Linked DNA regions of Homo sapiens: region 1 is linked to region 2. A link is an interaction called in ENCODE POLR2A ChIA-PET data of the cell type or tissue named here. Cell type or tissue: GM12878. All regions are shown on one strand. Links, peaks and the distances in the headings refer to the core of each region. The heading gives the core; the rest is flanking DNA.

Evidence for each region. Peaks named below come from ENCODE experiments on the same cell type or tissue, not always from the same donor. Only the 100,000 strongest peaks of a DNase experiment are listed, where the experiment ranks them.
Region 1: POLR2A ChIA-PET joins it to region 2 with 5 read pairs; 1 of 35 experiments calls an interaction of 5 or more read pairs at or near these places.

What each region holds. Positions count from the first base shown.
Region 1 is chr2:62,341,588-62,346,974 of GRCh38, reverse strand. No RefSeq gene overlaps it. Among named protein-coding and RNA genes, the nearest start is that of MIR5192, 140 kb to the right of the region's middle. In GM12878, for the core only: a CTCF peak has its summit at 3,596 (motif pointing left); a DNase peak (open chromatin) is centred at 2,334; H3K27ac peaks cover 3,503 bases.
Region 2 is chr2:64,177,096-64,182,482 of GRCh38, reverse strand. No RefSeq gene overlaps it. Among named protein-coding and RNA genes, the nearest start is that of LINC00309, 26 kb to the left of the region's middle. RefSeq lists an enhancer at 2,563-2,662. In GM12878, for the core only: no CTCF peak of the experiment used is centred there; a DNase peak (open chromatin) is centred at 2,472; H3K27ac peaks cover 1,152 bases.

The DNA of each region.
Region 1 (5,387 bases), core at 243-5,242, 1.8 Mb after region 2:
GTACCTCTTTGTCCAATCACATTTCTATAAGGCAGTCCCTTCTTAATCAAACCTAAGCAAAAAATAAACGGTTTTCCCTAAGTTGTTGGGCCTTCATTTCTGAAGGCTCCTGTGTCACATAAAACTTTGATTAAATAAATTTGTTATGCTTTTCTCTTGTTAACCTGTCTTTTGTTATCAGAGTGTTGGCCATGTGCCTTATGATGGGTGAGGAAAAGTATCACACCTTTCTGCCCCTACACTGTAATAAAAAATGTTTAAAAACCCAAGTGTTGGCAAAAAATATGGAGAAATTGCAACCCTCATATTGCTGGTGGAAATGTAAAATGGTGCAGCTGCTTTGGAAAATAGTTCGGCAGTTCCTCAAAAGATTAAACATAGAGTTACTATTGGATCTATCAATTCCACTCCTAGGTCCATGGCCAAAAGAATTGAAAACATATGTTCACACAAAAATTTTTACCTGAATGTTTATTAGCAATATTATTCATTATAACGAAAAAGTAGAAACAACCCAAATGTCCACCAACTGATGAATGGATAAACAAAATATGGTATACAATGGAGTATAATTCAGCAATAAAAAGAAATGAAGTATTGATGCATGCTAGAATGGATAGACCTTGACAACATTATGCAAAGTGAAAGAAATCAGTCACAAAAGATGATCACATAATGAATAATTCAATTTATATGAAATGTCCAGAAGAGGCAAATCTATAGAGGCAAGAACAGATTAGCAATTGCCTAGGAATAGGCAATGGGAAAATGGAAAATGACAGTTAATTGGTATGAGGTTTCTTTTGAGGGTAATGAAAATGTTCTACAATTGGCCGGGCGCAGTGGCTCACATCTGTATTCCCAGCACTTTGGGAGGCCAAGGCAGGCAGATCATGAGGTCAGCAGTTTGAGACCAGCCTGGCCAACATGGTGAAACCCTGTCTCTACTAAAAATACAAAAATCAGCCAGGCGTGGTGGCGGGCACCTGTAATCCCAGCTACTCCGGAGACTGAGGCAGGAGAATGGCATGAACTCGGGAGGCACATGTTGCAGACTCTGTCTAAAAAAAAAAAAAAAAAAAAGAAAGAAAGACACAAAAGAAAAAAGTTCTACAATTAATCCTAGTGATGGTCGCATAAATTTACCAAGAATATACCAAAAACCATTGAATTGTACACTCTAAATGAGTTAATTGTATAATATGTGAATCATATGTCAAGCTGTCATTAAAAAAAAAAAAACTCCAAAGCCCAAAGCTATATAGCACCTTTTTTTTTTTTTTTTTTTGAGGCAGAATCTTGCTCTGTTGCCAGGCCGGAGTGCAGTAGTGCGATCTAGGCTCACTGCAACCTCCCCCTCCCAGGTTCAAGCGATTCTCCTGCCTCAGCCTCCCGAGTAGCTGGAACTACAGGAGCGTACCACCATACTCGACTAATTTTTTTTGTGTTTTTAGTAGAGACAAGGTTTCAGCATGTTGGCCAGGCTGGTCTCGAACTCCTGACCTCGTGATCTGCCTGCCTAGGCCTCCCAAAGTGCTGGGATTACAGGCATGAGCCACCATGCCCGGCCGAGATAGCACCTTTTTAATGGTTAGGAAATCCCACCACCCTTATGTTCAGAGAAAAGGCTAACTACAAAGGACCACCTCACCTGACATGTCCAAGATGAGACTTGCCTCCACTCTTCCTCAATGACACCCTTGTTTTATCAAAATGCAAGTTTGGGCTGGGCACAGTGGCTCATGCCTGTAATCCCACCATTTTGGGAAGTCCGGGTGGGTGGATCACCTCAGGTCAGGAGTTTGAGACCAGCCTGGCCAACATGCTGAAACCCCATCCCTACTAAAAATACGAAAATCAGCTGGGCATGCTGGTGGGCGCCTGTAGTCCCAGCTACTCGGGAGACTGAGGCAAGAGAATCAGTTGAACCCAGGAGGCAGAGGTTGCAGTGAGCCAAGATGGCACCACTACACTCCAGCCTGGGTGAAAGAGCGAGATTCCATCTCAAAAAAAAAAAAAAAAATGCAAGTTTGTTTCCTCTTTTTTGAGACCTTTCTCATTAATGAATGTTCTTCCTATTGCACTACCCAAAGTCAAATGGTCTTCACTAATGGGTATATTTTGTCCCAGATGTTATTTAGAGGGTGCTCTTTGCAAGGATTGGTTAGATTTTGAAAACTAGATAATTAATGGAATTGTCAGTGGTCTCACCTTGGGATCATGGGTCTGAACAAATCGGTGTTGAGTATTGAGTTTTGATAGTGTATGAAGCACGTCATAGCTTCTGGCATGACTGGTCTGGCACAGTCAATCTGTTCTGTGAGTCAGGATATGCTTGGCAAGTTGTGGTTTCTGTTCCAATTCTCAACTGTCAGCATTTAGACTAGTACCTGGTTCATGGTAGGTGCTCAATACGTATTTACTTAAAGAATAATGAATTGGCCAGGTGCGGTGGCTCATGTTTGTAATCCCAGCACTTTGGGAGACTGAGACGGGCAGATCACTTGAGGCCAGGAGTTCGAGACCAGCCTGGCCAACATGGTGAAACCCCATCTCTACTAGAAATACAAAAAATTAGCCGGGCATGGTGGCGGGGGCCTGTAATCCCACCTACTCGAGAGGCTGAGGCAGGAGAATTGCTTGAACCCAGAAGGCGGAGGTTGCAGTGAGCCAAGTTTGCGCCATTGCACTCCAGCCTGGGCAACAAGAGCAAAACTCTGTCTCAAATAAAAAAAAAAAAAATCAATATATAGTTGGCAGCAGACCAAAAATAGTTCACCTTCTTTGTTAGTTACAGTTTGGCAAAATCTATATGAAAATACAGGCACACATACCTTTGACCTAGCAATTCCACTTCTGGGAATTAATTCCACAGAAATTTGCATATTGCAAAGAACCACCTGATAAGGTTACTCACTGCAATATTGTTTGCAATCACAAAAGAACAGATGTCTTAGAAATCTCCATTAGTAACAGCCTGCTTAATTCAGCCGTGGTGCACACATACAATGGAATAAGATGCAGGTGTAAAAAGAATGAGCAAGTTCTCATGATACAGAAGATCTCCAAGATATATTCACTCAGTTTCAACCATAACTGCTTTGTTCCTCAGAGCAAGTTCCTTCCGCTCCACGTGGAGGGTTTGAAGGCTTTGAAGGTTCAAATCCAGATATCTGGATTCAAAGCAGAAGAAACCTGGCTCACTCTCTCACTTTCTTCAGGCCTTGGCAAATCTTTCACTGACCACTATAGGAGAATAAAAATAATTTTTTCTTCAACCCTCATAGGTTTTTGATTGGAAAAGACCCTTGTAGCAAAAGATGAGATAAAAACAAACTGAAGTTTAACATGTATATTTAATGTATACATGGAACACACCCAGAGAATGAGTAGTTCTCAAAAAGGTGGCTTTGAATTCTAGCTTATGTGGCATTGTCAACAAAGAACAATGAATATTTAGAGAAGTGACAAGGCAAAGGAAAAGGATTTTGAGTCTCTAGGGGCAGCAACTTGTGAGAAAGCCAATAAATGGCAGAAACAGCCTGGCTAGTAAGGCCTGTTCATGTGGCTTCCTCTGGTGACATCTCCAGGCTGATAAGGGTCCAAAGTTAGACCTTCAGTGCTAATCTTTGTTTTCCCTGGAAGAAGGGTAGCAGGGTAGGATATCTTTTGCCTTTGTAAATCTATGTCCTGCTTTTAGGCAAATAGAAGGAGGGCAGAGAGCTTTCCTGTATCTGCTTCTTCTTAATTGTCTTTAGCTCAAAAATCCTTCATATTTTGGGGTGGCATATTCTGGTCTTCCACACCACCCTATCATAAAATATCCACATCCCATTCACCACCACCCTCGCCACACACACATGCATACATGCACACACATCTATCCCCTTACCCTGTTTTGCTCCATAGCACTTACCACTTATCACTATATATCACTTGTTTATTTATATCCCACAAAAATGTAAGTGTGGCCAGCTCAGTGGCTCACTTGTAATGCTAGCACTTTGGGAGGGCAAGAAGGGAGGATTGCTTGAGCCCAGGAGTTTGAGACCAGCCTGGGCAACATGGTGAGACCCCGTCTCTACAGAAAATTTAAAAACTGGCTGGGGGTAGTGGTGGGTGCCTGTAGTCCCACCTACTTGGAAGGCTGAGGCAGAAGGATCACTTGAGCCCAGGAGGCCGAGGCTGAAGCAAGCAGTGTTCACATCACTGCACTCCAGCCTGGGTGACAGAGCAAGACCTTGTCTTGGAAAAAAAAAAAATTTTTTTAAATGTAAGCTCCAGGAGGGCAAGAAATGTATTTGTTTTGTTCACTACCAAATTCCAAATGCCTAAAAGAGTGCTTGACACATAGTAGGTGCTCGGTAAGTGTTTCCTGAACAAATGAAAACAGTAAATGAAAAAAGCCAGAGGCATTTGAGCCCAGCCTCAAAATACTGGGCTGACTATCCTTATAAATGCTTCTATGTGAATGAAATGTCTTTAAAAGGTTACAGAAGAAATAGGTCATGCTGGTTGCCTGTCAGAAGGTGAACTTGGTGGCTGGGAGACAGAATAGAAGGGAGGCTTTTCATTATACAGTATTCTATTTGTAGATTATTATGCAAAAAATATAACTTAAAAGTAAAAAGGAAAGCTTCTGTATCATTCCTTTTTCATATCTCCATAGTATGCTGTCCTGTGGATGTACTAGAAGTCATTTCATCAATCCTATTTTAATGGGCAAGTTAGTTATTTCCAAACTTTTGCTATTGCAAATAAAGTAGTCTGGATATTTACTTTTCACGTTATAATAAATAGGACACTGAGGTCTTTTTATAACCCCTTAACTTTGGTTATAAATCTTTGCAGTTGAAAATGTAACCAACATCCCCAAGTAAACAAAAGTTTACTGCAGTTAAGTCCATTTGCATTTGCTGGCTGGGAGTGGGGCAGCCTCAGGAAGCAGAGGCTCCTGGGAAAGGGATAATTTAATTAGCATTCTTGCAATCTCATTGGTAAACTCACCCAATCCCTAAGCCTGTATCCTGATAATTTATCAGGATAGGGCTGTCTTACAAAGGAGGGCAAAAAAACAAAAGAACAAACTTCTAACCAAGATGTGGCTCACGCCTGTAATCCCAGCACTTTGGGAGACCAAGGCAGGTGGATCACTTGAGCCCAGGAGTTCAAGACCAGCCTGAGCAACATAGCGAAACCCCATCTCTACTAAAATACAAAAAATGAGCCAGGCATGGTGGCACACACCTGTAGTCCCAGATACCCAGGAGGCTGAGAAGGGAAAATCACCTAAGCCCAGAAAGTTGAGGCTGCAGTGAGCTGTGATTGCACCACTGCAATCTAGCCTGGGCAAGGGGAGTGAGACCCTGTCTCAAAGACAAACAAAC
Region 2 (5,387 bases), core at 285-5,284:
TTGTGAATAGTGCTACAATAAACATGTGAATGCCGGTATCTTTTTGATGTAATGATTTATTCCCTTTGGGAATATACCCAGTAGTGGAATTGCTGACTGGAATGGTAGTTCCATTTTTAGGGATGTAACTCTTGTTTATATATCAATTACCCTATGACAAAATTGGTTTTCTTACACATTGTTTCTCAGTTTCCAAGAACCTATGGATGAAGTTAAGTGAAGACTTGTTGTGTAATACAGAAAGTGGTGAATAGGTGGGGCTGTGAATGAAACAGGACTGGCCATGAGTTGATCATGTGAAAGCTGAGTGATGGCAGTACATAGAACTTCATTACACCAGTGTGTCTGCTTTAGGATATGTTTGAAATTTTGCATTATAAAAAGTTAAGGCCGGGCGCGGTGACTCACACCTGTAATCCCAGTACTTTGGGAGGCCGAGGCAGGTGGATCACGAGGTCAGGAGATCAAGACCATCCTGGCTAACACGGTGAAACCCAGTCTCTACTAAAAATACAAAAAATTAGCCGGGCGCGGTGGCGGGCGCCTGTAGTCCCAGCTACTTGGGAAGCTGAGGCAGGAGAATGGTGTGGACCTGGGAAGCAGAGCTTGCAGTGAACTGAGATCGCACCACTGCACTCCAGCCCGGGCGACAGAGCGAGACTCCATCTCAAAAAAAAAAAAAAAAAGTTAAAATATTCTACAAGCTAACTTACCTGTAGGACTTCCACAAGTCATTTACATGTACACATGTAAGTGGCTACAGAATGTATGATAATGGTTTGGGCCTGGAAGGACATTAGTGACCACCAGAGTGAAATGAACTGAATCTCCCTGCCTCCCGCTCCATACACACAAGCCTACTCAACAAGATCTCTTTAATGTAAAGCCACAAGTCAGAAAGGGTGAACACAGGGTAATAACCCAGGGACTTGCCTAGAGGCAATGCTTACCTCTGGGCAAGGACTGAGCACATATCCTAATGAAAACAATTTGTGTGTGTTTGAAAGAAAATTGAATTCAGTACAATCGATAACGTTCAGAAGCTTCAGGGGATCTGCAGATGTGGACTCATGGAGCAGCATCCTATCACTCCTATCACTCATGGAGATTTTACACATAGGCCTAGGGAAAGACATGGTATCAACTTGTCTCGTGTGGGTGAGACAAAAGCATCCAATACTGCGTCGACCCAAGAGTTCTCACTGGCTCTATGTAGCACATATCCCCAGAATATTCAGGTGTGTTATGTAGTGATTTCTATTGAATGCAATAAAATTTTGTTATAGTTATTACGCATGTCACTTAATTCACATACTCTCAGGCATACCAAGAAGGGAGAAGAAAGGGTGAAGGATAGAGTTCAGCCACCTGGCAGCATTCCATAAAAACTGGGCAGATTCATGAAATATTACAGTGGGAGAGGTGCTCAAAATAGTTTTTGCACACTTTTGAAGATAAGAGAGTCTATCTGTCTTAGATATTCTGCCTGGATATGTTACTAGCATCAGGATGTTTTGAGGAGGCCATGCCACCCTGACTCCAACCCCAAATTAAAATTACAGCAGTCAAAATTAGAGTGTCACACGGCCAGGCACGGTGGCTCATGCCTGTAATCCCAGCACTTTGGGAGGCCAAGGCGGGTGGATCACGAGGTCAGGAGATTGAGACCATCCTGGCAAACATGGTGAAACCCTGTCTCTACTAAAAAATACAAAAAATTAGCTGGATGTGGTGGCGGGTGCCTCTAGTCCCAGCTACTTGGGAGGCTGAGATGGGAGAATGGTGTGAACCTGGGAGGCAGAGCTTGCAGTGAGCGGAGATTGCACCACTGCACTCCAGCCTGGGCGACAGAGTGAGACTCCATCTCAAAAAAAAAAAAAAAATTAGAGTGTCACATGCTACTTTAGTTCTGTGTTGTGGTACTTCAGTGGCTTCTCATTTGAAAGTGTTGTGGTACTTCAGTGGCTTCTCATTTGAAAGTACATAATTATTTTCAAATTATCATATATCATTTCATGGTTAAATTAGATTATCAGCTAGAACTTCCAGGGGGATTGGAATTCTACATGCAAACTAGATTTCAATCCCTATTTATGATCATTTTGGACATCTTTGTTTCCTAAACCCTCAGATCAACTGTTTCCCTGGATAACCCTAAGGCACTGGGAAAAATCTGAATGGAAGAGATCAGCGCTGTTTTTTATGGCATGTTTGCAAGAGACATATTTTGTCTATGTCAGAAACCTAGCTATTCAGTAGGGATATATTTTTCCAAGAACATCTCAAAATATTTCTTTAAGAAAATGTAATTCATCTGACCACTTTCCTCTTAATTAAACCCAGCTGCGTGTGTGTGTGCGCGCACGCGCACGTGTGTGCGTGTGTGCGTATATGTGTTTTCTGTACCTTATTTCAATAACAGAGAAGGAAGCTCTTAAGGGCACCTCTGCCTTACACACTATGAGTCAAAATGACTTGGAAACTCCCTGGCTATACTGTGATCAGTTGTTCAACTTTCAGTTTTGACAGCTTTAATAATTCTAAGCCACCACGCTCCTGATATTCTTCTTTCTAAAGAGAAACAGTTGTTTTGTTTACATATGTAGTCAGTATGATAATTATCTAAATTTGTTCCTACAACCTTGTTTGATCTCTGTAGTGTCAACTGATAAAATCCATCCATTTTGTAGAGCCAAACATCTTTTAGATCTCAGGTCAGAGGTCATTTCCTGGGGGAAAATCAGAAGACTTTAAAGAGGTTGCAAAGCCTGGACTTCCTCACAGAAATCACCACACAGGATAATCTTACAACCTTCAGTTCTTCTAATTTCTACCAGCTGTGTGATTATTTGATTGGTATCCATCTATTCCATGAGACTATATAAATTCCACAAGAGTAGGGCCTTGGTCAGTTTTGCTCACCATTATGTTCTCAATGCCTGGAACAAAGAAGGCCATCAATAAATATTTGTAGAATGAATAAATGAACGTAAAAATATATAAATGTGTCCATGAATAAGTGAGTAAATTACAGAAATTTCACAAAGCGGTTTTATCAATAACACTTTAGAACTGCACTGTTCAACACAGTAGCCACTAGCCATATATGACTATTTAAATTTAACCTTAAATTAATTAAAATTAATAAAACTAAAATCCAGTTCCTCAGTTGCACTAGCCACATTTCAAATGCTCAATAGTCACACATTGCTGTTCACTACTATATATGACAGTGCACAATATACAGCATTTCCATCATTGTAGAAAATTCTACTAGCACAACTCAAGCAATTCTAAAATTCAAGGCCAAAGACAGCATTATTTTTTCCAAAATGAGTCAGATCATTATTATTGGTGCCATTGATAATATTAATTGTGCAACTTAAACCTCTTTCCCCTAAAACTGTTCCCCCTTGATGACTGAGCTTAAACCAAGTATTTCACCTCTTTTTCTTTCAAAATATATAACAAATAATTTGTATTTGTCTACTTTGATTTGTAAGGCTCTATATATAGTTTTATATACTTTCCTGAGTACTCAAAAGAATCCTTGAAATTGGGAATATATACTTTTCTACAAGTGCATTTTTTACACAGGCCAGGCCTCTATGCACTATACGTTGGATAAAAATGGGAAAGATATGTGTTCTAGAAGCCATCATTAGTATATGAGGAATTGGGATTTGTATTAATTTCCCTAATTATGTTAAGTGCGTGATTGCACACATTCTGGAATTGTAATTATGTGTAAATTGATATAGTTTTCCAAATGAATAATATTCAATATGTTTGGTGAGATCCTTTAATTTCAACAATTAAGCTTTTTTTTAAATCAAAGACTCTAGTTACAGTCATCTTATTCTGTAAACTATAAACAAGCATTTTGTTTGTGAAAGCAAAGATCAGAACATTGCCAGAGTTAGGAAAACAAGATTATACATTTATACTTAATTTAAAGCAATAATTTGATTTAAATACCCATACAAGCAAAAGCATCTTTAATTATATAAGTTTGAGAAAAAGCATAAGAGAATAGTGAAGATATAAAGGAATGGGGCAGATCCTCAGATTCAGGTACACATACTGGGAAACTGAGCACACCAGGAGAAATTCACAAATGTAAATTCCTACAAGGCTTCTCTTATAAAGAGCAAGGTTTTATGTCTCCTTTTAGCAAGTTAGACTCTATAATCCCATTTATCTCCATATCTTCATAAAAAAGGAAGATTCTATTCAATAAATCTATGGCTACCTTAACTACACCCAGGTGTTTTAAATTATGCCACAAATTTTTGTCAATCTTTACCATAAAATACCAAATCCAGCTTTTGCTTGTCAACATAGCTAAAACATTATCATTTATCATATTCTAGTACCTTCAAGTTTTCATACCACGTGTGTTCCAAACTCTAGGAAATTAAATATTTGCCTAATACCACACTTTAAAACTTCAAGCCCTACAAATTAAGAAGTACACAATTAACCCATTTTCAAGTGTATTTGCAGAGATTGCACCTGTGCCTACTTATGAACAAATCCTAAGTTTTCTGTTTCCCTCTTTTGGTGCTTAGTCAGCCTTTATATCTCAGGACTTTTCATTTACAAAATGCATGTCACATTTGACAAAGGTGAAATTGTATGGTTTCAGCACTTGGTTTTTTGAGCAATTCAGGTCTTAATTCTTAGAAGGTAAACGTAGCCGTTGTCAGAATGCCACACAACAAGTTTATCCATAAAGAACTTTCAGGAATGAGCTGGGAGGGAAGGGGTCAGATGAGTAGAAAATTGAATTGGGAAGGTTCATGCCCCTTGTCTCTGTTGATTTCCATGTGGAAATTCAGGACCAGCCAATCCCTTTGAAATCTGTCCTAGAAATCATGACTCTGCAGGAGCTGGAAGCTCACATGCCTTCTAGATTGAGGCATGTAGCATCAATAAGTGAAGGAAGGCTGGGAGACAGATAAGGAGAGATGATTAGAAACTGTGATAAGCCCCATCTGAAAACATTTAGATAGGCTTTTTTTTTTTTTTTTAAGTTTTAAAAGATTGCACAAGCCCATTCCATGCAATCTGTAGAGCTGCCAATTTGGAGTTTCTGCTTTAGGAGACAACTCGAGCTTAGGGCTAGGGTAAGAGAACTACTGGCTGTAATAATTTAAGGAACTTTTTTTTCCAGTAAAAGTCACAGGCCATGCTTTAAAAGGGCCTAGGAGTCTATTTAGAGCAAGTTTTTCATGTTTTATGTTGTAAAACTGTATCTAATTATGAGCCAACTTTAACCTTTCTTCAACTTTTCTCCATCTCTCTTCCCAACTACTTCTACGTTTTGTTGGCTTGAGCAAGGCTACTTTGTTAAACACTGCCTCATACCAAGTTCTTTCCCACCA